Linked DNA regions of Homo sapiens: all the other regions are linked to region 3. A link is a contact called in ENCODE Hi-C or POLR2A ChIA-PET data. All regions are on one chromosome and are shown on one strand. Each heading gives the region's core, a stretch centred on a gene start or an enhancer-like site at or near the end of the contact. The rest is flanking DNA. Distances are from core to core; before and after follow the strand shown.

What was found. A loop is a pair of places that touch in the nucleus more often than their neighbours do. ChIA-PET counts read pairs that join two places held with the same protein, here RNA polymerase II (POLR2A). Pooled maps may share reads with other maps.
Region 1: a map of B cell shows a loop between it and region 3 (7-fold over the local background). The contact joins the promoter of MTPAP here to the promoter of ARHGAP12 in region 3. A Hi-C loop is called at or near these places in 2 of 168 maps with a recorded cell type or tissue (B cell and naive thymus-derived CD4-positive, alpha-beta T cell), 1 of 37 single-sample maps with no recorded cell type and 9 of 50 pooled maps. POLR2A ChIA-PET finds 5 or more read pairs at or near these places in 1 of 52 experiments (naive thymus-derived CD8-positive, alpha-beta T cell).
Region 2: a map with no recorded cell type shows a loop between it and region 3 (3-fold over the local background). The contact joins the enhancer-like site here to the promoter of ARHGAP12 in region 3. A Hi-C loop is called at or near these places in 2 of 37 single-sample maps with no recorded cell type and 6 of 50 pooled maps.
Region 4: a map of CD8-positive, alpha-beta T cell shows a loop between it and region 3 (31-fold over the local background). The contact joins the enhancer-like site here to the promoter of ARHGAP12 in region 3. A Hi-C loop is called at or near these places in 7 of 168 maps with a recorded cell type or tissue (B cell, CD4-positive, alpha-beta memory T cell, CD8-positive, alpha-beta T cell and 2 more), 16 of 37 single-sample maps with no recorded cell type and 15 of 50 pooled maps. POLR2A ChIA-PET finds 5 or more read pairs at or near these places in 1 of 52 experiments (activated T-cell).
Region 5: a loop to region 3 is called in a map with no recorded cell type, with 4 times the contacts of the local background. The contact joins the enhancer-like site here to the promoter of ARHGAP12 in region 3. A Hi-C loop is called at or near these places in 3 of 37 single-sample maps with no recorded cell type and 2 of 50 pooled maps. POLR2A ChIA-PET finds 5 or more read pairs at or near these places in 1 of 52 experiments (activated T-cell).
Region 6: a loop to region 3 is called in a map with no recorded cell type, with 2.5 times the contacts of the local background. The contact joins the enhancer-like site here to the promoter of ARHGAP12 in region 3. A Hi-C loop is called at or near these places in 1 of 37 single-sample maps with no recorded cell type and 1 of 50 pooled maps. POLR2A ChIA-PET finds 5 or more read pairs at or near these places in 1 of 52 experiments (HEK293).
Region 7: a loop to region 3 is called in a map of naive thymus-derived CD4-positive, alpha-beta T cell, with 3 times the contacts of the local background. The contact joins the promoter of MAP3K8 here to the promoter of ARHGAP12 in region 3. A Hi-C loop is called at or near these places in 1 of 168 maps with a recorded cell type or tissue (naive thymus-derived CD4-positive, alpha-beta T cell), 11 of 37 single-sample maps with no recorded cell type and 18 of 50 pooled maps. POLR2A ChIA-PET finds 5 or more read pairs at or near these places in 1 of 52 experiments (PC-9).

Annotation. Positions count from the first base shown.
Region 1 is chr10:30,347,648-30,350,859 of GRCh38, forward strand. It overlaps MTPAP (mitochondrial poly(A) polymerase), which reads right to left and starts at 1,631. Exons shown (of 9, transcript NM_018109.4): 1 at 1,472-1,631. The coding sequence starts at 1,628. RefSeq lists enhancers at 111-611, 1,193-1,292, 1,303-1,372, 1,423-1,472, 1,503-1,642.
Region 2 is chr10:30,523,939-30,527,246 of GRCh38, forward strand. No RefSeq gene overlaps it. Among named protein-coding and RNA genes, the nearest start is that of MAP3K8, 91 kb to the left of the region's middle. Within about 2 kb of position 1,858, at least 3 of the 41 ENCODE cell types and tissues checked have a DNase peak (open chromatin) inside an H3K27ac peak, as active enhancers do.
Region 3 is chr10:31,927,316-31,930,803 of GRCh38, forward strand. It overlaps ARHGAP12 (Rho GTPase activating protein 12), which reads right to left and starts at 1,516. Exons shown (of 20, transcript NM_018287.7): 1 at 1,368-1,516. LOC107984219 (a long non-coding RNA gene) reads left to right here. Exons shown (of 3, transcript XR_001747415.2): 1 at 1-728; 2 at 1,347-1,507. RefSeq lists a silencer at 1,188-1,687.
Region 4 is chr10:30,699,796-30,703,083 of GRCh38, forward strand. It overlaps the pseudogene SVIL2P. Among named protein-coding and RNA genes, the nearest start is that of LINC02644, 22 kb to the right of the region's middle. RefSeq lists enhancers at 2,125-2,264, 2,285-2,334. Within about 2 kb of position 1,761, at least 12 of the 41 ENCODE cell types and tissues checked have a DNase peak (open chromatin) inside an H3K27ac peak, as active enhancers do; they include B cell, CD8-positive, alpha-beta T cell and OCI-LY7, where a contact is called at or near this core.
Region 5 is chr10:30,735,420-30,738,788 of GRCh38, forward strand. No RefSeq gene overlaps it. Among named protein-coding and RNA genes, the nearest start is that of LINC02644, 14 kb to the left of the region's middle. RefSeq lists enhancers at 1,706-1,755, 2,910-2,999, 3,060-3,129. Within about 2 kb of position 1,517, at least 3 of the 41 ENCODE cell types and tissues checked have a DNase peak (open chromatin) inside an H3K27ac peak, as active enhancers do.
Region 6 is chr10:30,492,941-30,495,941 of GRCh38, forward strand. No RefSeq gene overlaps it. Among named protein-coding and RNA genes, the nearest start is that of MAP3K8, 60 kb to the left of the region's middle. Within about 2 kb of position 1,736, at least 13 of the 41 ENCODE cell types and tissues checked have a DNase peak (open chromatin) inside an H3K27ac peak, as active enhancers do.
Region 7 is chr10:30,432,785-30,436,109 of GRCh38, forward strand. It overlaps MAP3K8 (mitogen-activated protein kinase kinase kinase 8), which reads left to right and starts at 1,400. Exons shown (of 9, transcript NM_005204.4): 1 at 1,400-1,594. RefSeq lists enhancers at 1-268, 940-1,079, 1,800-1,899, 2,190-2,239, 2,364-2,901 and 2 more and a silencer at 1,120-1,359.

The DNA.
Region 1 (3,212 bases), core at 381-2,880, 1.6 Mb before region 3:
TTGGGAGGCCAAGGCAGGCAGATCACCTGAGTCTGGAGTTCAAGATCAGCCTGGCCAACATGGTGAAACCCCATCTCTACTAATAACACAAAAATTAGCCAGGCGTGGTGCCACGTGCCTGTAATCCCAGCTACTCGGGAGGCTGAGGCAGGAGAATCACTTAAACCCGGGAGGCCAAGGTTGCCGTGAGCCAAGATCGTGCCATTGCACTCCAGCCTGGGTGACAGAGCAAGACTTCGTCCCGAAAAAGAAAAAAAAAAAACAGTGGGTTTTTTAATTTTTGCCACCGAATAGCTGAGTTTAGCTTGAACTACTCAAGCTACCCTTGGACTACCCTGTTCCCTCATCTATAAAATGGAGTAACAGTTATTTCCTTCCACACCTACGCTACAGGGTTGTTTCATATATCAAAGAGCATATGAACATACTCTCAAATTTAAACACCCATACAAATGTTAAATTACAATAGCTTTTTTGGCAGAATCCTTACTCAAATTTTCAGCGTTACTTAGAAATGTTCAACAGAAGTAGCTTCCACTAAATACAATCCAATCAATATTTGAATGAAATACATAAAGATTTCTCACTGCCTGCCAATGTAAGTCTTTTATACAGTCTGATAAAGACACCAGCTTATTTTAGGGAAAAAATAGCTCCAAGGAATCGTAGAAGTCAATACATTTTGTTTAATAATTTGACTAGAAGTCTAAATTAACTGAGCTAGTGACCTTGCCTAAGTTATTTACCTCTTTGAACCATTTTCTACATCTGTAAAATGGACACAGTGATACATTTCTTGCAAGATCGTTTTAAGAACTGTAAATAGAATACACAAGCTCTTGAGTCACAAGAGAGGTTCAATAACACTGGCTTCTCAATACACAAAGAAGCATATAAATGTAGAACGAACGCGGGACAACAGCCTGTTGCAGTGAATCCAAATCTGTTACCAGACTGATTTGGTTCAAAATGGCCAAAAAGAATAAAGTAAACGGCAGTACATTTCATAGACAGAACCCTATGTCTAGGAACCAAGAATCCTCTTGATTCATCAGGCTACAATATAACTCGGCCTCCAGCAACAACTTAATGTATCAAAATCAGAAATATACGTACACGATGCAGCGACTGGCTCAGGTGTGTAGCATTACTATCATTGGGAACACTATTTCGTCAAACTGTAAAGTGCAAGCAAACTGGGTTCCTGACCTGAATTTCATGGAAGTCTAAACAACTCCATTACTGTACACAGGAGTCGCCCCAAACAAACATCACACATCTCACTTCTGCCTCAGCAACGGCGGCGACCCTGGGTTCCCCTACAGAGATCAGAGGAGAGGAGAGGACAGGACACAGCCCCACCCTCTTGCCAAAGGGTCCACAGCCGTTTCCACAGGCCACGTGTTTCCCCGTGATCCCAGACTCCTCGCCCGCTGTGGGACGGAACTACAGGGCAAACCGGCGCCATCACCTGTCTCCACGCTCCCTGAAGGCTGCTCGTCTCTCCTAAGGTCTTTGGCCACAGTTCCTGGGCAACTCAAAAGCCTGACGATAGGCCGCTGGACTCGAGTTCTTCTCCGGGCACACAGGTTCAAACGGGTCAAGAGCCCCACGCCGGGAACCGCCATTGCTAAAAAAAAAAAAAAAAAAAAAACAGCACTAGCGCGAAGCTGAAAGGTCAGCGCGTTTTCGCGCATGCGTCGGGGGGGAGGGGGGGGGCAAAAGAAATGGGAAGCCTCGAGGGTCAAACTAGGCGAAAGAAGTTCGCTTTTAGAGGAAGAGAGGAAATTGAGGCCGGAAAGAAGATACCTAAGCTTTCAGACATGGTTTACTTCCACAGTCACACAATTTACCAAATGAAAAGTTCCATAGAAGGAGCGCTCCACCTACTCTTGTAAATAGCATCATGAAAATAGAACCAGAGCCCGGGCGCGGTGGCTCATGCCTGTAATCCCAGCACTTTGAGAGGCTGAGGGAGGTGAATCTCCTGACGTTACGGGTTCGAGACCAGCCTGGCTAACATGGCGAAACCTTGTCTCTACTAAAAAATACAAAAAAATTAGCTGGGCGTGATTACATGCCTGTAATCCCAGCTACTTGGGAGGCTGAGGCACGAGAATCACTTGAACCCAGGAGGCGAAGGTTGCAGTGAGCCGAGATCGCGCCACTGCACTTAAGCCTGTGCAACAGAGCGTGACCCTGTCTCAAAAAAAAAAAAAAAAAAAAAGTTAAAATAATGGAAAGGCTTTTAACCTCTCTGAAAGGGGCACCAGGAGCAGGCAGGGCATCATCATCTTCCTTGAACCATGTGAGGACATTTTACAACCTCTGCCAATATGCCTCAATTCAAATTAAAATTCAAGTGGTTTTGCCAGCCCCTCCTCCAAGTGAGAGGTACATACCTCATCTTAAAGCCATACGAAAGGCATTGGAGAGGACTGGTTCAGTCTTCTCATTTTGGACATGAGAAAGTGGGGCACAGATCAGACAACGACTGGCTATAGGTCACACCTGGGGAGTCAAAGTTTAAAGTCAGAGCTCTGCCCTTGATTCAAGGCTCCTCCTCAGTGCCTGTGTCATAACCAGTGGCCCTTGCTCGGGTGCCTGGGAAAAGGACATACGAAACAGTGCAAAGAAGCCTGCAACTGAAGGCAGCCTCCCCGGGGGAATACACTGCTGCTGGAGGCGAAAGGAAAAGCAAGGGGCCTCGCAATCGGAGCGTGAGAGAGGACAAACCAGCACCGGAACTGACTAGCCAGCTCTGTGTTAGCATGGTGCTATTGCCTTGCAGGTATTTTCCTTTTTAATCATCTCAACAAATCTGAGTGATTAAACCCATTTCATGGATGAGAACACGGAGGCTTAGAGACAGTAAGTAACTTGTCTAAGGTGGCCTCATTAGAAGTTGGCTGTGCTGGCTGGGTGTGGTGGCTCACGCCTGTAATCCCAGAACTTTGGGAGACCAAGGCGGGAGGATCACCTGAGGTCAGGAATTCCAGACCAGCCTGGCCAACATAGCGAAACCCTGTCTCTACTACAAATACAAACATTAGCCAGGTGTGGTGGTGGGCACCTGTAATCCCAGCTACTTGGGAGGCTGAGGCAGGAGAATCACTTGAACCCAGGAGGCAGAGGTTTCAGTGAGCCAAGATTGTGCCACTGCACTCCAGCCTGGCAACAGAGCAAGACTCTGTCTCAAAAAAAAAGTTGGC
Region 2 (3,308 bases), core at 608-3,107, 1.4 Mb before region 3:
GCAAAGAAATGTAAGTACAAACATACTTCAAATTTTAAAAGAGTTTCTAAGCTGGGCACAGTGGCTCACACCTGTAATCCCAGAACTTTGGGAGGCCGAGGTGGGTAGATCATGAGGTCAAGAGATTGAGACCATCCTGGCCAAACTGGTGAAACCCCATCTCTAGTAAAAATACAAAAATTAGCTGGGCATGGTGGTACATGCTTGTAGTCCCAGCTGCTCAGGAGTCTGAGGCAGGAGAATTGCTTGAACCTGGAAGGCGGAGGTTGCAGTGAGCCAAGATGGCACCACTGCACTCCAGCCTGGGCGACAGAGCGAGACTCCGTCTCAAAAAAAAAAAAATAAATAAATAAATAAATAAATAAATAAAAAATAAAAACCCCATAAAGAAGCAGTTTCTATAATGCCTATGTACATTTCAAATAATACTAACACTAATATTAATACAAATGCTAATAAAAGAATATAAATATTTTAACCCAACTTAAGTAATAAACATTACCAAATACCTTTTCCCATTCTTTTCCCAGAGCTAATTATGATCCTGATTTTGTTAATTACCTCTTTGCCTTTCATTAATTACTTCTTTGCCTTTCTTTATAATTTTGCCAATTTTTACTTATCTCTAAGTAATAAATACATTACTGAATATTGCTTATTTTTAAGCTTTATTGTACTATGTAAACTTGGTTTGGCACAAAATTATGTTTTTGAGATTTAACCACATTGATTGAGATACTCCCTTCCCCCCGCCATTTTTTCCTTACCTTATTGGTTGCAATTGATTATTAATATTTCACATGAATATTTTACCTAATCCAAAGTTAACTAATAAACTTTATTCTGCTCCCAAATCAAAGAACCTCAGAATGCTTTAACATCAATCTCTCCACTCACAGTTAACATACCATTGTTGTCCAGTAATGTTCAACTTCACACATATAATGTTCAACACAATATATGTTAACCATTATATTGGTTAACATAATCAGTGAATTTATATTTTCCCACATTTAGGCCAGGCATGGTGGCTCATGCCTGTAATCCCAGCACTTTGGGAGGCCGAGGTGGGTGGATCACCTGAGTTCAGGAGTTCAAGACCAGCCTGGCCAACATGGTGAAACCCCGTCTTTACTAAAAATACAAAAATAAGCTGGGCATGGTGGAGGGCACCTGTAATCCCAGCTACTCAGGAGGCTGAGGCAGGAGAATCACTTGAACCTGGGAGATGGAGATTGCAGTGAACCGAGATCACATCACTGCACTCCAGCCTGGGTAACAGATTAAGACTCAGTTTAAAAAAAAAAAAATAGCAGGGCACGGTGGCTCACACCTGTAATCCCAACACTTTGGGAGGCCAAGGTGGGTGGATCACCCGAGGTCAGGAGTTCGAGACCAGCCTGGCCAACATGGTGAAACCCCATCTCTACTAAAAAAAAAAAAAAAAAAAAATTAGCCGGGCGCGTTGGCAGGCGCCTGTAATCCCAGCTACTCAGGAGGCTGAGACAGGAGAATCACTTGTACCCTGGAGGCGGAGGTTGCAGTGAGCCGAGACTGCGCCATTGCACTCCAACCTGGGCAAGAAGAGCAAAACTCCATCTCAAAAGAAAAAATGTTCCCACATTTTATTTATTCACCAATCTTTCTTGTATCTCAGACTTCTCTGTGATCATTTCCTTTTATTGGGAATTGTATATTTTAGAGTTTTTGAGAGTCTGTTAATGGTAATTATTCTCAGTATTGCTTTTTCAAAAACAATCTTTCAAAAACATCTTCAAGATGTCACAATTTTACTTTTTTCTTTTAAGAATTGCCTTGTTTGGGCAGGCAGTTTCCTGTCAATACTCACTTTCTCACGGCACTAATATTGAAGATAATAATCTACAGTTTCCTGACTTTCACTTTTGCTGCTGAGTAATTAGCTGTTCATTTTATTTTCACTCCTTTGTAGATCATATGTCTTTTCTCTCTGGCTGTTTCTTTCCAGATGCTTCTTTTTTTTTTTGAGACAGAGTTTCATTCTTCTCACCCAGGCTGGAGTGCAGTGGTGCAATCTCAGCTCAAGGCAACCTCTGCCTTCTGGGTTCAAGAGATTCTCCTGCCTCAGCCTCCTGAGTAGCTGGGATTACAGGCGCCCGCCACCATGCCCGGCTAATTTTTGTATTTTTAGTAGAGACAGGGTTTCACCATGTTGGCCAGGCTGGTCTCAAACTCCCGACCTCAGATGATTCATCACCCTCAGCTTCCCAAAGTGCTGGGCTTACAGGCATGAGCCACAGTGCCTGGCCCCCGGATGCATTTAACAATTATTCTGCTTGGGATCTGTGGGAGTTGCTGAATGTATTACATCAATGATCTCTGTCCACCTCCCTGGTTCAAGGTTTTCTCCTGCCTCAGCCTCCCAAGTAGCTGGGACTACAGGTGCATGTCACCCCATCTGGCTAATTTTTGTATTTTTAGTAGAGACGGGGTTTCACCATGTTGGTCAGACTGGTCTCAAACTCCCATCCTTAAGTGATCAACCCCCCTCAGCCTCCCAAAGTGTTGGGATTATAGGTATAGGCCACCGCACCCTGCTTTCTTTGTTTTGATACAGGGTCTTGCTCTGTCACTCAGGCTGGAGGGCAGTGGCACAATCTCAGCTTCCTGCAGCCTCAACCTCTTGGCTCAAGCGATTCTCCTATCTCAGCCTCTTGAGTAGCTGGGACCACAGGCATGTGCCACCACACCTGGCTCGTTTTTGTATTTTTTGTTGAGATAGGGTTTCACTATGTTGCCCAGGCTAGACTTGAACTCCTGACTCAAAAAATCCTCCCACGTCCCAATGTGCTGGGATTATAAGCATGAGCCATCACACCTGGCCGTATCAATTCTCAAAATTCTGAGTCCTACCCTTGCTAATATTGCCTCTCACACACATTCTCTGCTACTGCTTTCCTGACTCAATGCATGCTGGGCCTTCTCTGCTATGTGTCTTAACCTCTTTATTACTTTCATTTTTTATTTTTATTTTTGGCACTGTAGGGTACATTTTGAGTAATTTATTCAAAAGTATCCTCCATCCCACTAATTTGGTCTTTAATTGTATCTAATCTGGTGTTTGCGTTTCGATTTTTAATTGTAGTCATTATCTTTTTATATGTTAGTTGTGTTAGTTGAAGTTTGGATTTAGTTCTATTGTTTTTTCTTTCTGTGCATTCTTCCTCATGATTTTTTTTTTTTTTTTTGAGACAAAAGTCTCGCTCTGTCAGCAGGCTGGAGTGCTGTGGTGTGATCTTACCTCACTGCAACCTCTGTCTCCCGGGTTC
Region 3 (3,488 bases), core at 266-2,765:
AAAAGGCGATATGGGCAAGTACACACACATCTAGGCCATCGTTCCCGACTTTTAAGTATGAAAGAGGCGTGGCTAGGGGCTAGATACTTATTTTTAACACTTCCATTGAAACACCCGGAGTCTCCCAAGGTCTAACCTCTAGAAGTCGGGTGGCAGAACCTGAATCAGAACCCGAGTGAGCCTTCCTTCCTCCACCACCTCCCTTTAGGAACGCATGCCTAAATAGTCGATAAAATCTACTTCTCAATGTCATGATTAACCCAAAAGCCAGCCACAACCAATCGTGTTATTAGAGTGCTAAAAGCCTCTATCCACAACAAACACTCCACTTGGGATGACATTAAAACTTTCGATAAAGGTGTACTTTCAACGTCGTGCTTTAGCCTTTGAAAATACATTTACAAAACTGCAGCTGCAGTCAAAAGGAAAACATCACACGCCTCGAAAGCTGAAGGGCGTGCCTTTTTCTCTAACGAAGACCGTGTGGCCATTTCTTCTCAAAGGGTCTGCAGTCACTTAAGATAGCAACGCGTAAAGGACAGCCGTTCTGAGAAGACAACCAGCTCCCCTGAGATGGGAGGCGGGCTGCACGCTGGTAAAGAGGATTTTTCAATTCAAGGACTTTGAGGAGATTCCGCCCAGATAAGCTGGAGGGGAGCGAATGCACGTCCATCCAGCAGGGGCAGGGCACCGGGAAAGACCGCAAAGAAGAAAGTGTCCGGTTTAAGGTCAACAGTCCTCGAGGGACGCCCCAGGTGGATTCCCCGGGTGGGCTCCCCGGGTGGGTGGAGGCCTGCAAGCCCCACCGCGATTAGGGAGTGGGCCCAGGGCGCGGGAGGGGCCGGGCCGGCCTTTTGCGCACACACACACACACACACACACACCCGCCTTTTGCAGACACACGCGCGCGCACACACCCGCCTTTTGCACATAGACACGCACACACCCGCCTTGTGCACACACGCGCGCACTCTCCCGCACTCACACACACACCCGCGCACCCTCACACTCTCCTCCCTGGGGGCGGGGCGGGCGGGCGCTGCCCTCACACAGGAAGTCAGGAAACCCAGGGGGCAGAGAAGCCACAACTTCGGGCCATTTAAACCCTCTCGCCCACGTCAGCCAATAGGCTGCGCCGGCCCCCTCCCCCTCGGCGCCTAACCCCCGCGCCCAGAGCCCCTCGCTGCGCGCCCGACCTCCCTTTGCGCGCACCTCCGCGGCGCCGCCGCCGCCGCCGCCGCGCCTCCCGCACACGCCTCCCCCCGACTCCACCGCCCTCGGCGGGCACAGCCCGGCCCCGGCGCGCCTTTGTGCAGCGCCTCGCCAACCTGCCCTCCGTCCGCCAGGACCCGCGCCCTGCACCTCACCGGGAGCCCGGCGGCCTCGCAGCAGGCGGCTCCCTTCTTAGTCCGCCCCGCGGCTGCGGGTCGACGACGCGAGCCCGAAGAGCGTTCACACGGCTACGGCCGCGGCCGGCCCGTCCCCGCAGGCTGGCCTCTGAGGGAGGGTAAGTTACAGGGCACGTCGGAGCGCGCCGGCGCGGGGGCGGGGCTCACGTGACGCGCGGGGGCGGGGCGGGAGGCTCACGTGATGGCCCGGGCGAGCTGGGCGGGCGCGGGTCTCCGGGACGGTCTGGGGTGGCTAGGGGGTGCGGCGCCCGGCGGGGATCCGAATAGGGGGCAGCCAGCGTACGGTGTGGGAACTCGGGCCGGCGCGGGAGCCTGCGGTCAAGGGGGCTCAGCACTTTGTAAACAAGGAGTGGGAAGCGTTAAAAAAACGCTCGTAGGGAAAACCAGGGAAGGGCGGACATAGCGCCAGGGTGGCAGGAATGGAGCCCGGGCAAAGACGGCCCTGCCGTGGGCCCTAGCGCTCCCTTCGTCGGCCCCTGGAGCTGCGGCCGGGCGTGGGTCAGTCGTTCACGGGCCCGGAAATTCCACTGGGACACCCGAAAAAGTGCTGCACGCCGCCTGAGGGAGACGGAAAGGGACCCGGGGCACTGAGTCCATTGCTGGGGTCGCCAGGGTACGTGGCAGGACCCGCTGTGCACACTCGGGACTGAGGAGACCCCTGGGACGCGGAGAGCCGCTCCAGGGCAGAACCAGTCCGTCAGCATTTAGCCTTCCACGGGCCTGAGGGTGCGAGCCCTGCGGGGGCCACAGGGTCATTGTCCAAAGTCATCCCCGTTTGCACTGTGGCAGCACCGAACCCGGAAGTAACAGCTTTGGCAGGTCTTTGATGGTGATCCAGTGGCAGGAGGAGCTCAGCTGGAATGGGAATCAGGAAAGAGACCTGGCTTCTGCCATTTATTGGCACTTCACCCTTCTGAACCTCAGCTTTCAAATGAGAGCTGGCTTCTAGGTCTAGAATACAGTGAGTGTGAGAAAAATAACTGAGAGGCGTTGGGACTTCAGTAACTACTCATTCCTTAACCAGTTGTTGATTGTGCCTGTTGTGCCAGGATGAAATATTTGTTAATAATAGAGACCAGAAAGGAGAGGGGGGAAAAAACAAGCATATGTATGATTCAAGCAATGAAGAGCTACTCTCCGGAGTTGGCTCTTTCCTGTGCTTCACTTCGTACTTGAAGATGCCACAATGCCTGGCTTCCTTATCAACCAGCTGAACTCCGAATTGTGCCTTACAGGATGCGAAGAATCCGGTAGGGCAGTGGCAAGACTTTAACAGCTGTGGTTTACAACCTTCTTATTAAATTAAGTCTAATGCGAGCTAAAGTGTTAAGATAGTCTCCATTTAGAAAGGAAAGAGGCTTACAATGAGAATTTTTGAAAAATAAGCCTGAGACTGTGCTGTCTCTATCGTTGCATTTGCTTTTCACAGTCCTTGGCACCCACTGCCTTTTTGTCTCCCTCGGTTTCTAACCCGTTCTGTTTTCTTGCATTTGTTCAGTATAAGGAGTATTTCCTGTATGCTTTGGCAACTATTTTCCATAGACTCTGCTTGTGTTCTCCTTATAAAACCAGAACAAGAGCAGTGCAAAAAAGAAAACGACCCTGATAGGAATGCGCTGATAACCTTACTTTCCCTACTCTCCAAACCTGAATTGGGCACCCTTGGTTTTAGCAAGAGATAGAACTCAACAGTTTGCATACACTTGCGGATCTGCCTGTAACCCCACTTCCTATTTCACAGCCTAATCTCGGATGATACCACAATGCCCACAGTATGCTGATCACCACCAACAGCAGATGGAGGCGGATAAAAAGAGCTTTCTCGCTAGTGTGTTGTTTTAAAAGAACCTGATGGAGAGCTATGATCATATGTAACACTGCCTCTAGTTAGTTTTTAAATAACACTTGTAGCATATGTCTGGCGCCTGTGCTCAGGATTTCAACAGATCATTTTCAGGATTTTGACATTTAACTGGCTTCTTATGAAGTAGCAGAGAGTTCCAAAATGTAGAACTGAAATATAAGCTCCACACACAGGCAGAGATTTGAGTCTGATTTGTTTGTGTGTATATCCCAAGT
Region 4 (3,288 bases), core at 511-3,010, 1.2 Mb before region 3:
TAAAGAACTCTTGTGAATCGCAAGTTGTAAGCAGGTTGAGAGTTCAGAGGAGGGAACATTATCCTGGCCACTTAGGACACTGGGAGGAGGAATCGTGCCCACAGGGCAGAGGCTGGCTCGGTGGGGCAGTGCCAGCTGAGATCTCCTGGCCTTTTTGTGTCTGTGCTGGTCACCCCATTAGGATTTCTGTCTTCCTCCGTTTGACTCACTGTCAACAGAGACCCTGTTGCACCTGATTCAACTGTTGCATGTTCTTGAAGTTAACAAATTCTTTTGTGCCATTTCTCCCAGGTACTGGTGTTTGATTTTGGTAGTGAAGTTTACGTATGGCATGGGAAAGAAGTCACGTTAGCACAACGAAAAATAGAATTTCAGCTGGCAAAGCACTTATGGAATGGAACCTTTGACTATGAGAACTGTGACATTAATCCCCTGGATCCTGGAGAATGCAATCCGCTTATCCGCAGGTACTACTGCCCCCACCTTGGGACGGCTCCCTGAGCGAGCTGATTCCCTTCGATCCCTCTGTTCTCACCACAGTCCTCTACTCTCGCTCTTTATAGGGTTCAGTTTTCATAAACGATTATATGCAGTGGACTGTGAATATTCACAAAAGGAACAGTTCTTTAACTTTTATCTAACTATTATAGAAATATGGATGCTGTCGTCTTCCAGAAGAGGTTTGTTATAGTTGATTTCTTGAAGTGAGCAAGAAATGCTGCAAGTTCCTCCCTGCGGCATTCCAAGTGCTGCTGTGGCAGATGAACAGCAATTGTTTAAACAAATTACATGCGGATCTGAAAGGCTTCCCCGGGTCTGGAATTCAGCCATTGATCTGAAAGTGCAAAAGCAACATGCCTCCCTCTAATTTCATACCTTCCCAGCATCGCCCTCGAATTCCAGGATTTATTTGGCAGCAGATGATGTTTATGTCTTTATACCTTTTGGGAAGGGAAGAGGGAGAGGAGATGGTATTAAAACAATGATTGCAATTGTAATATTCCCTGCAGGTACTAGACTCTTTAAAGTTATTTTTGAAATTGAATAGAATATGTGCAAACTCTAAAATTGTGATTATGAGAAAAAAATTCTTACATGCAAAGGATTGTTGTTGTCTTTTTAACTATCAGACCAAAAAAAGTAGTGCTTTTTAACTATGGGTGCTGTTACAATAGATGAGAAACCAATGAACCAACAAACAGCATAGAATATTGGGCATCACACAACTACATTTTAATGTTTTCCATTGAACTGGTATATGAATTTCAACTTTCCTGCCTAGTTTCCTGCTTTAAAATCCAATTATTGATTTTCTTATTAATTATTATAGAAATCATTAAAATTATGTCAGTGTGGTAAGAAGTTTTAATGTCCTTGTTAAGCAAATGCACTAATGTTTAACCTCAGTATGGTAACAACTGTTGTTTTAAGGACTGGAACTACAACAGCTCAAAAGATTTTATTTGGTATAGCAGAGAAAAAAAAACAAGCTAAAGCATAAAAATCTATGTGATAGCCAACTGTATTTAATAGTGGCATAATCACAGATCTGAAAGTAGATGACTGAGCTCCTAACCCACTGGTTTTCAACATCTCTGAGACAGAATCACCTGAGGGGCCTTTAAAAAAAAGGCATTTGCTCAGCCCAGCCCCAGAGATGTGTTTTCGTTTCATGTGAGTTACAGTTTATGTGTCAATATGTCTTAAAAGCTCCCAGGGATTTTAAGGTGCAGCCAAGATTACGCACCCAGCCCTTCTTAGCAAATGAGGCTGAAACCACTGAGCCCAGTTCCGGCTGTAGGTCAGGGCAGTGCGTGGAGAAACACATCTGGCTTCTGGCCCAGGTTCATCCCCCTCACCCTGCAATCTGCTGCATCGCTTGCTCACAACGCTTCAAAACATAAGTGACAGATTCTAAAGCAGAAACCAAAAGCCCTTTCAATTATCATCTTAGCAAGCCTGCAGAGTAGGACTGACATAAGAGACAGTCATTCAGATATTTTCTGATAAAGACCACACAGCCTTTCAAGACCACCGTGCATTTTCCATAGGTGCTTATGTTTGGTTCCTAAAGTCCCATAAGAGCATGAGGTAGAAGTGTCTGTGCTCTATGATTTATCCGGCAGCTTTCTTTGAATCAGGCAGCCTTTTTGATGTGCCTCAGCTGTGACATCAGCAGCTGTGGTCTTGACCAAGCAGGAAGTGACTGAGGCAGTAGCACAGCAGGGCACAAGCAGCAGCGGGGGTTGCTCTAAGAGGTGGCTGCATCCCAGGCCAGATTCACAACCGAAGATGGGTCTGGAGGGATGAAAGATCGTGCATATTATTCCAGGGCTACTCCCTCCGCAGCACGCATATCTTCTCTACCTTTTGTTTTATTTCTTTTTCTTTCTTTTTTTAAATTTTTAATTAATTAACTTATTTTTTTGAGACAGAGTCTCATTCTTGTCGCCCAGGCTGGAATGCAATGGTGCTATCTTGGCTCACTGCAACCTCTACCTCCTGGGTTTAAGTGATTCTCCTGCCTTAGCCACCCGAGTAGCTGGGATTACAGGTGCCCGCCACCACATCTGGCTAATTTTTGTATTTTTAGTAGAGACGGGGTTTCACTATGTTGGCCAGGCTGGTCTTGAACTCCTGACCTCAGGTGATTCACCTGCCTCGGCCTCCCAAACTGCTGGGATTACAGGCATAAGCTACCACACCCAGCCCTCAGCTCTACCTTTTTCTAAATTACCTGTGTTCTTGGGGACAGCACAAATTCTGAAATCCCAAGCCCGCACAAGACCTCCTATCTTTCTGTGCTCTCCCCATCTGCCGTCTTGGTCAGTGGCCTAGAAATAAGTGCACAAAAAGGCACTTCAAGATCTATGAAAGTGTGTTCATTTTAGTGATGGGAGAATCTCTGTACTCTGGAGAGCTTTGTTGTAACATGAAATAAAATAATAGAGAATTGAGGAGGGAGCTACCTCTTCCCTACGTCTATTAATTAATTGGAGGAAACTTGGTGAGCATTTGCAGGTGACTGGGTGGCACAGAGTAGATGACAAGTGAGGTTTGCCCACAGCTCCTGCTATTGCCGAAATCTCCACCCAGCGTGCCACTCCCAGGGCATCCCAAAGACAAGAATTTGCTAGAATGTGGCCAGGTACAGTGGCCCACACCTGTAGTCCCAGCATTTTGGGAGGCTGAGGTGGGAGGATTGCTTGAAGCCAGAAGTGCAAGACAGCCTGGGCAACATAACGAGACCTGGTCTCTATTAAAAAATTAGCTAGGCATGGTGGCACA
Region 5 (3,369 bases), core at 267-2,766, 1.2 Mb before region 3:
CAGGCAAACGAGTAACTTTCAATCATGTGATTCTGCATGGGGCAAATCTTGAACATTCTTAGAAAGCTGCAAGCCAAGAAATCTGCCTAGGCTGGGCATGGTGGCTCATGTCTGTAATCCCAACACTTTGGGAGGACTGAGGTGGGAGAATCGCTCGAACCCAGGAGTTCAAGACCAGCCTGGGCGACATAGCAAGATCCATCTCTATGACAAATTACTTAAAAATTAGCCAAGTGTAGTGGTGCACACCGGTAGTCCCAGCTACTCAGGAGGCTGAGGTGGGAGGGAGGATCGCTTGAGCCCAGGAGGTCAAGGCTGCAGGGAGCTGAGATTGCACCGCTGTACTCTTTCCTGAGTGACAGAGTGAGATCCTGCATATAAATAAATAATAAATAAAGCCGGGTGCGGTGGCTCACCCTGTAATCCCAGCACTTTTGGAGGCCAAGGCAAACAGATCATGAGGTCCGGAGTTCGAGACCAGCCTGGCCGACATAGTGAAACCCTGTCTCTACTAAAAATACAAAAATTAACCAGGCATGGTGGTGCGTGCTTGTAGTCTCAGCTACTTGGGAGGCTGAGGCAGGAGAATTGCTTGAACCCAGGAGGCGGAGGTTGCAGTGAGCTGAGATCACGCCACTGCCCTCTAGCCTAGGCAACAGAGTGAGACTCCATCTCAAATAAATAAATAAATAAATAATAAATTTTAAAATATATACATAAATTTAAAAGACTGCCCAGCCTCAGCCTAGGACCAGCCAGGAGTGCACTGGAAGGGCTATAGGAGCCATCTGCCCGTCCCAGCGACATTCCATGAGACAGGCTGAGCAGGGGTGTGTGGAGTCAGTGGCCTCAGCCAGCTCCACCAGCCACCGTCTGCTGACTATACGGCTTTGGGGAAAGCATCTGATCATCTTAAGCGCTAGTTTCCTCCTTGATAAAATGAGAATCACCGTGGCACCTACTGTGTGGGGCGGCTATGCGGATTAAATGAGATGATATGTGGAGGGCACTTACCCCGGCGTCTGGCACATGGCAAGAGTGCAGTCCATTGCTAACCATGTTTTTTTATTTGTTTTGTCTTGTCTTTTTGTTTTTGTTTGTTTTTGTTTTGAGACGGAGTCTCTCTCTTGTTGCCCAGGCTGGAGCGCAAGGGTACAATCTCAGCTCACCGCAACCTCCGCCTCCCGGGTTCAAGTGATTCTCCTGCCTCAGCCTTCCAAGTAGCTAGGATTACAGGCATGTGCCCCCACGCCCGGCTAATTTTGTAATTTTAGTAGAGATGGGGTTTCTCCATGTTGGTCAGGCTGGTCTCAAACTCCCGGCCTTAGGTGATCCGCCCACCTTGGCTTCCCAAAGTGCTGGGATTACAGGCATGAGCCACCACGCCTGGCAACCGTGTTTGTTATAAAGCTCTTCTTAGAGCCCTGCACTCCTGTGGGCAGTGAGGGGGATACAAAAGGTTAAACCACATCCCTACCTTCAGTGAGCTAGGACTATCCCCAGGAAACAGTTAAACAGTTAAGCAGTGGGTGATTCAATGCAAAAGCAACCGGAGGCAGCACAACTATTTATAATAGCAACGAGCTGGAAGCAACCCCAGTGCCCAGCAATCCTGTAATGACTAAGAAAACCCCAAGACGTTTGCACGGCAGACCACTGCAGAGCCAGTTGAAAACAGGCATGGAGCTGATGTCCATACATGGAAATGTGCCTCAGAAATAAAGGTTTCTAGAAGGAGATCACATAACAACACGTGCACACGATTTCCCAAGATGTGGAAATACATGTAAAGCCTCCCAGAGAGGTCAAAAAAGAACCTGGAGGGATGGAAGGACTTTAAAGTTGGATGCTCATCTGGTGATTGATTTATTTTTCTCCCTGAAAGGTTACCTAAGCACCTAGTATTTTAAAAAGATAATGGTGCAACTAGAAAGTGTTAGGGTTCAGAGAAGAGAGGGAGGTATGGGGTATCCGAGTGCTGAAGAAGGCTTTGCAAAGGTGCCGGTGTCTAAGCAAATATTGAACCACTTGTGGATTTTTTTTTTTTTTTTTTGAGAGGGAATCTTGCTCTGTCACCCAGGCTGGAGTGCAGTGGTGCAATCTGGGCTCACTGCAACCTCTGCCTCCCGGGTTCAAGCAATTCTCCTGCCTCAGCTTCCCAAGTAGCTAAGAGGACAGGCACGCGCCACCACACCCAACTAATTTTTGTATTTTTAGTAGAGACGGGGTTGGCCAGGCTGATCTTGAACTCCTGACCTCAAGTGATCCACCTGCCTTGACCTCCCAAAGTACTGGGATTACAGGCACGAGCCACTGTGCCTGGCCCATTTGTGGATTTGAATAAAAGGGACAGAGTTGTCCCAGTGGGACAGTTTGTGTTCCTCCCCTTCACCAGTCTTTTTTGCTGAAGAAATGAGTTAGGTGCTATTAAAGGCAGCATGAGAAGCAGATGCAGGAAAGAACTGGGCAGCCCATCCTTCTCCTTAGGGCCGAAGGGAGTTGAGGTTAAGTGTTTGTATGTTGGACAGTCGGGCTTGTCTACACCAGCTGGCGGACTTCCTACCAGGCTCTCACCTGGAGGCCTTTCCAGCTATCCTGATTGGCCGTGTCTTTGGGAGAACAGAGGCCCATGTGGTGCTCTCCCGGCTGGAAATTTTGCATCCTTGAAGACCTGTAAGTCTCCACACAGGGTCCCATAGACACCAGGAGGTGAACTAGTGAATCAGAGGAAGTCCCCTGCATCTTGTCTGACCGGTGAAGGCTGCCGACTGTGCCTCAGATCGCCCACACCATGAACGAAATCTCATGGGGATTTCTAGGCTATTGTCTCCCTGGTTTAGTTTATGGGGTAAGTCAACCACTGCTGTGTGGGTCTGGCCGGCCTCCAGCGATCATCAGGTCTTGCGTCTGGTTTCTGTCCCCATCACATGAATATGGATGCACCAAGAAAGGACACAGACATTGGATCCCAACAGACAGACATGGGTTTGAATCCTGACTCTGCCTCTTGACGTCTCTGTGACCTTGAGCAGGTTTTCTAACCTCTAGGGGCTCCAGTAACTCACCTACAACCTGGGGGATCCCATGCCTTCCTACAGGGCTTCAGGATTAGCAAGTGAGTGTGCCAATGTTTGGCTCCAAGCAGACACTCAATGAATGGTGAGAAGCGCCCTTATTCTTGGAATGGAAGCATTCCTACTTCTGTTAGACAGCCGTTGGCCACAGATATAACCATGTGGCATGCATGTGGCCCCTGCCTACTCCACACACTCTCACTAGGCAAGTCCTGAGCCATCCAGATTCAGAACTTTCTGACCAGCCAACGGCTTTGGACAGAGTCTGTGGAAGGTAAGACCCTCTACAGGGACA
Region 6 (3,001 bases), core at 486-2,985, 1.4 Mb before region 3:
GAGGCTGAGGCAGGAGAATTGCTTGAATCTGGGAGGTGGAGGTTGCAGTGAGCCAAGATCATGCCACTGCACTCCAGCCTGGGCGACAGAGCTAGACTCTGTCTCAAAAAAACCCCCAAAAAACAATAAAACCCAAAACAATTTTCTTGGACCCGTGAGTCAATGAATTCCCCTTCTGGGCTAATTTCACTTGTGCTGGGGCTCTGTCTCTTATCATCAAATCAATATACCCAGGCTGGTGAAATCACAGTGTGAGCTTTTGCCAAAAATAATCTAGCTGGCAGAGGAAGAGAGGCATGCTCCCTATAGCAGAAGGGGGCTAGTGAGGATCTGGGTATTTGTGGCCCATGAGTGCTTGCTCTTGGCTTTGGAAGTATCCTGGTGAGTATTGCCATAGGTCACAGCAGGAGCCCTAAAAGGAAGACACTCGATTAAGCTGGAAATTTGGGGCTTTGATCGGGGCTTTGATCAGTTCCTTTGATCAGTTCCTTTGATCTTTGGTAAACACTACCATGAACGCTGGGCACAGTAGTGATGCTGCCATTTCCTTGACCACAGCAGAGGTTTATATTTGGGTAAGGGAGGCATTGGAGACAGCTGGGCAGGGGGCTGGGGGGAAAGGTAGCTGCTGTCTAAACTGCAACTTCAGTAACTATGACCATGAATATGATTGCAGGTTTGACTGCTCATTTAGAGGGCTTGTCATTCGGAGGAGGGCTTTAGCTGATCTAGGGGACAGTCAGAGACATGCAATACATATGACTCAAGAGGCCGTCTGGTGTGACACGCAATCAGGAATAGCTCTGCAATTCTGCTGGATTAGGTCATAAAAGCATCTCCCAAAAGAAAAGTGTATGAGATGTCAGTGGTCTAGTAGGTCATACGTCTGCAAACAGTGGGATGGCCATCAGATCCCATTTGGGACAGTCGTGGTTTACACCTACTATGTTGGTGTAATTATTAATAGCACCCCCTTTCACGCTCAGAAGTATCTGGTTTGAATGGTAAATTCTGTGGTCCCCTAGTGGACAGAAAACTTGATGTGTCACATAGAAGGGAGAATTGGGTCTTGAGGTTCCTATGCGGAAGAGGAATGGTGACTTCTGCTCCGATGAGTGCAGGAAGCCCCAGGGAGCAGGGAGCGGAGGGGAGGAGGGAAGGGACACCTCTAGGAAGAAAGAGAACAAAATGAAACTACTGTCCAGTGTTGATGGGAAAAAAGAGGAAGTTATCAGGGACAGACAAAGGGTGTGGAAAAAAATGAGAAGCCACAAGAAAACTGCTGAGGACAGAATGGGTGGACTCACTGGTGAGCTCAGAACCACAAGGACATGTGTTCCCCAGCACAGCAAGGATGACCTTGGAGGAGGCTAGTGTCACAGAGGGCGACACAGAGTGGGTCATGGAGACAGAACCAGACTGGGCAGAATCCAGGGCTTGAGTCACTCGCTGCAGACAGTCATGTCAGGGTGTGTCACTGCCAGGGACCAGAGCTCTGCAGGGATGATGACAAATGGATTTGGGCCAGCAAGGTCTGGGTCAAGGGAGCAAGATAGTTTCTTCTTCTGTCACCCATAATGATGAGTCCCTTAAGGAAAGGCTGTGCCATCCATTTCTGGCTCCCCTGCACTTATTACTGTGCCAAGCACATGATATATAGTCAACGAATTGATATATCAATGAATATCTGAGAAAATAAAGGGAGGAAAGCAAGAGTAAAACATGGAAATACAGGAAGTGGCACCGAAGCAGAAACATGTAGAAAGGACAGAAAAAGTGAAGCCAAGAATTGAAAAAACAGAGACCCCAGGAAGTGGTGAGAGAAAGGAACTGAAAATGGGACTGTGTATGTACCATGAAGGCTAAAGGCCCAGGCTGCAGGGCTGGAAAACTCAAGACACAACATGGGAAAAGAATGAAAATTATAGTTTCTTGTGTCATGGGAATTTGAACGAAATCAGTTGGTGAGAACTTCTTTGTTTGATGGGATTAGTGAAGACAGCACGTTCACTCAACATGTGTCAAAGTAATTTAAAGCCAAAAAGTAGGCCGAGTATGGTGGCTCACATCTGTAGTCTTAGCTACTTGGGAAGCTGAGGTGGGAGGATTGCTTGAACCCAAGAGGTTGAGGCTGCAGTGAGCTATGGTTGTACCACTGCACTCCAGCCTGGGTGACAGAGTGAGCCCATCTCAAATAGATAAACAAATAAACACATAAATAAATAGGCCCGGCGCCGTGGCTCGTGCCTGTAATCCCAGCACTTTGGGAGGCCGAGGCCATCGGATCATGAGGTCAGGAGTTAGAGACCAGTCTGACCAATATGGTGAAATCCTGTCTCTACTAAAAATACAAAAATTAGCCTGGCATGATGGCGTGCACCTGTAGGCCCAGCTACTTGGCAGGCTGAGGCAGGAGAATTGCTGCTGGTCTCCAACTCCTGACCTCAAGAAATCTGCCTGCCTTGGCCTCCCAAAGTGCTGGGATCACAGGTGTGAGCCACTGTGCCCAGCCAATGTGAGTGTTTTTTTGACCTCACTGTTTTGCTGACTATCTTGATCTCCCGCCTGCCATAAAACTCTATGCTGGAACCAGCCAAGGCTATGTTGAACAGGTATAGGAACCTGCTAATATTCATGACAAAAGTCCCTTCTTGAAGATGGATTTCTAATGAATGTCTGGGAATTTCTGATCATTTCAGGCATGAAATCTACACTTTTAGAGAATGGAATTAAGTGAGGAGAAATTAATACAGTAGAGACATCGAAGCACTAGAAAGGAAGTAAGGGAATGTTTATTTATCAAATACCTGTGAAGTGACAGGCAAAGTACTATACACTGTTTTTCTCGTTTGCTCTCTTTCCTTTGACATAGTTTTTTTCACCCCCAAATCCAGGCCCTCTTCGGAAGATACTTCAATGACTCAAGAAAACAAACCTATGATCTCAGATTTTCCCTTTTGGAGGGAGTAAAGTGTGTGTCATAGGGATGGAGCTGGTCCCG
Region 7 (3,325 bases), core at 150-2,649, 1.5 Mb before region 3:
AAGTGATCCTCCCGCCTCGGCCTCCAAAGCGCTGGGATTACAGGCGTGCGCAACCGCGCGGAGGCAATCTAGAAACTGCAGAGGGAGCACGGACCTGGGCACTGGGAAGAATAGGGCGTGGACTTGGAGTGTGACCGCGTTTGAATCTGGGTTGTGCCTGGGACACCCCACCTCCTGGGCCGTAGGTGGGGGGGGAGAGAGAGAGAGAGAGAGAGAGAGAGAGAGGATGTCGACCTTACATGGCTCCTAGCTCTCCGCGCTCTAGCCGAATGCCTGGTTCCTAGTGGGTGCTTGATACGTGGGAAATGTAGGGGGAGGGGGTGGCGGGGCATTGGGAATGTCCCGCAGAGTGGATTTCGGGAGAGTGGCGCTTTTCTCTAGAACTCTCTTCCGGTTACACCTGGAGTAAAAGCTTGACACTCTAGAAGGAAAACCCCAGATGAGCAGCTAGGACTGAGGGTTAGCGGTAGGCGGGAGCGGGGAGATAGTACAAGTACGCTTCCTAATGAGGCGGTGCCGCAAAATAACCAATTTTAATAAAGACTGCAGAGAAGAAAACCAGGTTCTGCTGGCGGAGTGCACAGGCTCCCAGCCGAGCGCCCAACAACCAGGTTCCGGGCCCACCCTGCCGCAGCCTCTTGGAAATCTCTAAGTTGGAATGTGTGCGTGCGCACCACGGGTCACTGCCCTCTTTGTGTGTGAATTTGAAGCGAAATCTGGGCGAGGCGGGGCCGTGCTACTAGCAATCGGACCCACAGTCGCGGTTCCAAGAAGCCCCGAAGCTTCCCCGGCTTCCCGCAGCACTGCTGGGAGGGCACACGGCGCCTCTGTCCCCACCCCAGAGCGTGGGGCGCGCGGAAAAAGGTCTGGTGACTGCCCTCCCCGCCGCCCCCCGGGAGCGTGCCCTCCCGCCGGACCCTGGGACTCCAGAGAAGCGCCGAGGGCGCGAGTACACTAAGATATACGACCTTCCCTGGGGACCGGGAAGGGCACAACCACCTCTTGCAACTCCGCCACTAAGACGCCTTGGGTCACCAGGCCCGGGGGAAAACTCGTCCCCGTCCCAGGCTCTCGATTCGGGCCGCAGCTCACGTCCCGCGCTCCTCCCTGCGCGCCGCTCTGCTCCTCCCTAGTCCCGCCTCCAGCTCCGCCCGGGCGCCCAGAGGGCAAATGAGGGGCGGCGGGGTGGCGGGTGGGGGGGAGACGCGGAATTTCCCAGCGCGGGGGCTCTGGCTTACCCTGCAACCGGGCAGTCTCTTTCTGTTTACGGAGAGAAAGGGGAAATGGAAAAGTCGGGGAGGCGGTGGCTGGCGTCCGCTGCGCCGCCCCTGGGCAGGCTCAGACGCCGTGAGTCAGGGGCAGAGCAGGGCGGTCTGAGCGTGCGGGCGACGCGGGTCTCACTCGTCCGCTCCGCTCTGGACTGCGCGCCACGCTCTGGGGTCCGGCGCCCTGGTTCCTGCTTCTGCCGCTGCCGCCGCCGGATCCCAGTGGCCCGGCGTGCTCGGCTCCCACAGGCCTGCAGCCAGCATCGCACCGAACCTTCGGGGGGCCGCGGCTGGAGCGCTCGGCCGGCGTGGGAGCGCCAAGGCCGCAGGTAATCCAGGGTTGGGGGTCTCCGGCGTGTCTTTCGGGTCGCGTCCCGCCTGGGTGCCCCGGGGATTCCCATGCAGAAATGGAGGGTGCCCCCAGCAGAGGGGAAAACTCTGGCGTGGGAAGAGGTGGGGGCGTGCCCACAGCTGCGCTCGCGGGTCGCCGGCTGCACCAGGCACAGCTGGAAAGCACCTTGCGCAAGGGTCTCACGGGGTGCAGACTCGCGACTCCTCCCCCTTCCTCCTCCTTCCCGTATCCGCAGCGCCAGGGCAGTGCTGGTCTGGGCAGTGCGCGGGGAAGCGGGGACCCGCTGTCACTGCGCCTCCCGCTGCCGACGCCGCCTGGACGGCCGCACTCTCCCTGCCCGAGACCCGGTGAGTGCAGCTCGGAGGCTGGAGGACCCGATCCTCCCAAATGCTGGGTGCTTTGATAATTTATAAGCCTTTTAGGCTCCCTTGACTTAGAGAACCAGGAGGAAAGGAGTGGGAGTGTGGGTTGGCGGAGCCCAGAGACTTGTGAATGGCTGGAACTAAATTCAAGTTTGTAACCCGGACTCTATCCCATGACTAAAGAGGTCATAGCAGAACACGAAGGCTGGGCTTTTGGTCTAAGAAAGAATACTAGGAGAAAAAAAAAGTTATTTTCACGGAAGTTGTTTTCGAGCGATAGTGCATGATCAGGACTCTGAAATTTTTCTAGCTCTGGGCGGAGAAGGACGCCTAGGGATTGTCTCCATAGTTAACAGGGGAAGGCCACCGGCTGCCTGTAAGAGAGAAACGTTGCGATGCTTGTCTATTTCACTTTTGGGAAGACAAGATTAAAGGCTGCTCTTGATAAAAAACAGGGACAGAAAGGCTCTTGCAGTTGCTTTACATACCTGTGGCCTGAGTCGTTTGTGCCAAGGAGAGTGTAATCCACTTCCAGCTGACGCCCCCAGCTCTCTGCGACGGATTGAGGTTTGTGTGCAGGACGTCTGGCATACGGCCCATGAGGACTTTGTCGTGTAAAGCAAATGGGAACGTTGAGGCATGTAGAGGTTTTGAAGCAGAGTGTCGGTCCTTCCTTCCATACGCCTGAAACGCATAATCCGGGGCTTTTTGAGAGCAAAAACATAGTCAGAAATGTGCCCTGAGGGAGAATGTACTATTTTGGCACACATATGTATATATGTATATATAATTTTTAAATTTTTTTTGAGAGGGGGTTTCACTCTTGTCGCCCAGGCTGGAGCGCAATGGCGCGATCTCGGCTCACTGCAACCTCCACCTCCCGGGTTCAAGCGATTCTCTTGCCTCAGCCTCCCGAGTAGCTGGGATTACAGGCGCCCGCCGCCACGCCCGGCTAATTTTTGTAGAGACAGGGTTTCACCATGTTGGCCAGGCTGGTCTTGAACTCCTGACCTCAGGTGATGCACCCTCCTTGGCCTCCCAAAGTGCTGAGATTACAGGCATGAGCCACTGTGCCCGGCCTAAAAAAATATTTTAAATGAGAAATAACACAAGTAATAGTCATTCTTTGTTAGGCAGAAGCATATGCTGTTATGCTGGCCATTTTCATTCACACTTGCCAGGAAACACTCACATTTTGTTTCTGTATATGGAGGCAGCCAAGAGTATTATGTTAATGTTTAGGAAGAGAATTTCCTCGTGATTTTATTGCTGATTTCTGAAATAATTCAGTGTAACTAATTTTGACTGTATTTGCACATCTCTCCAATTCCAAAAGCTGGCATAAT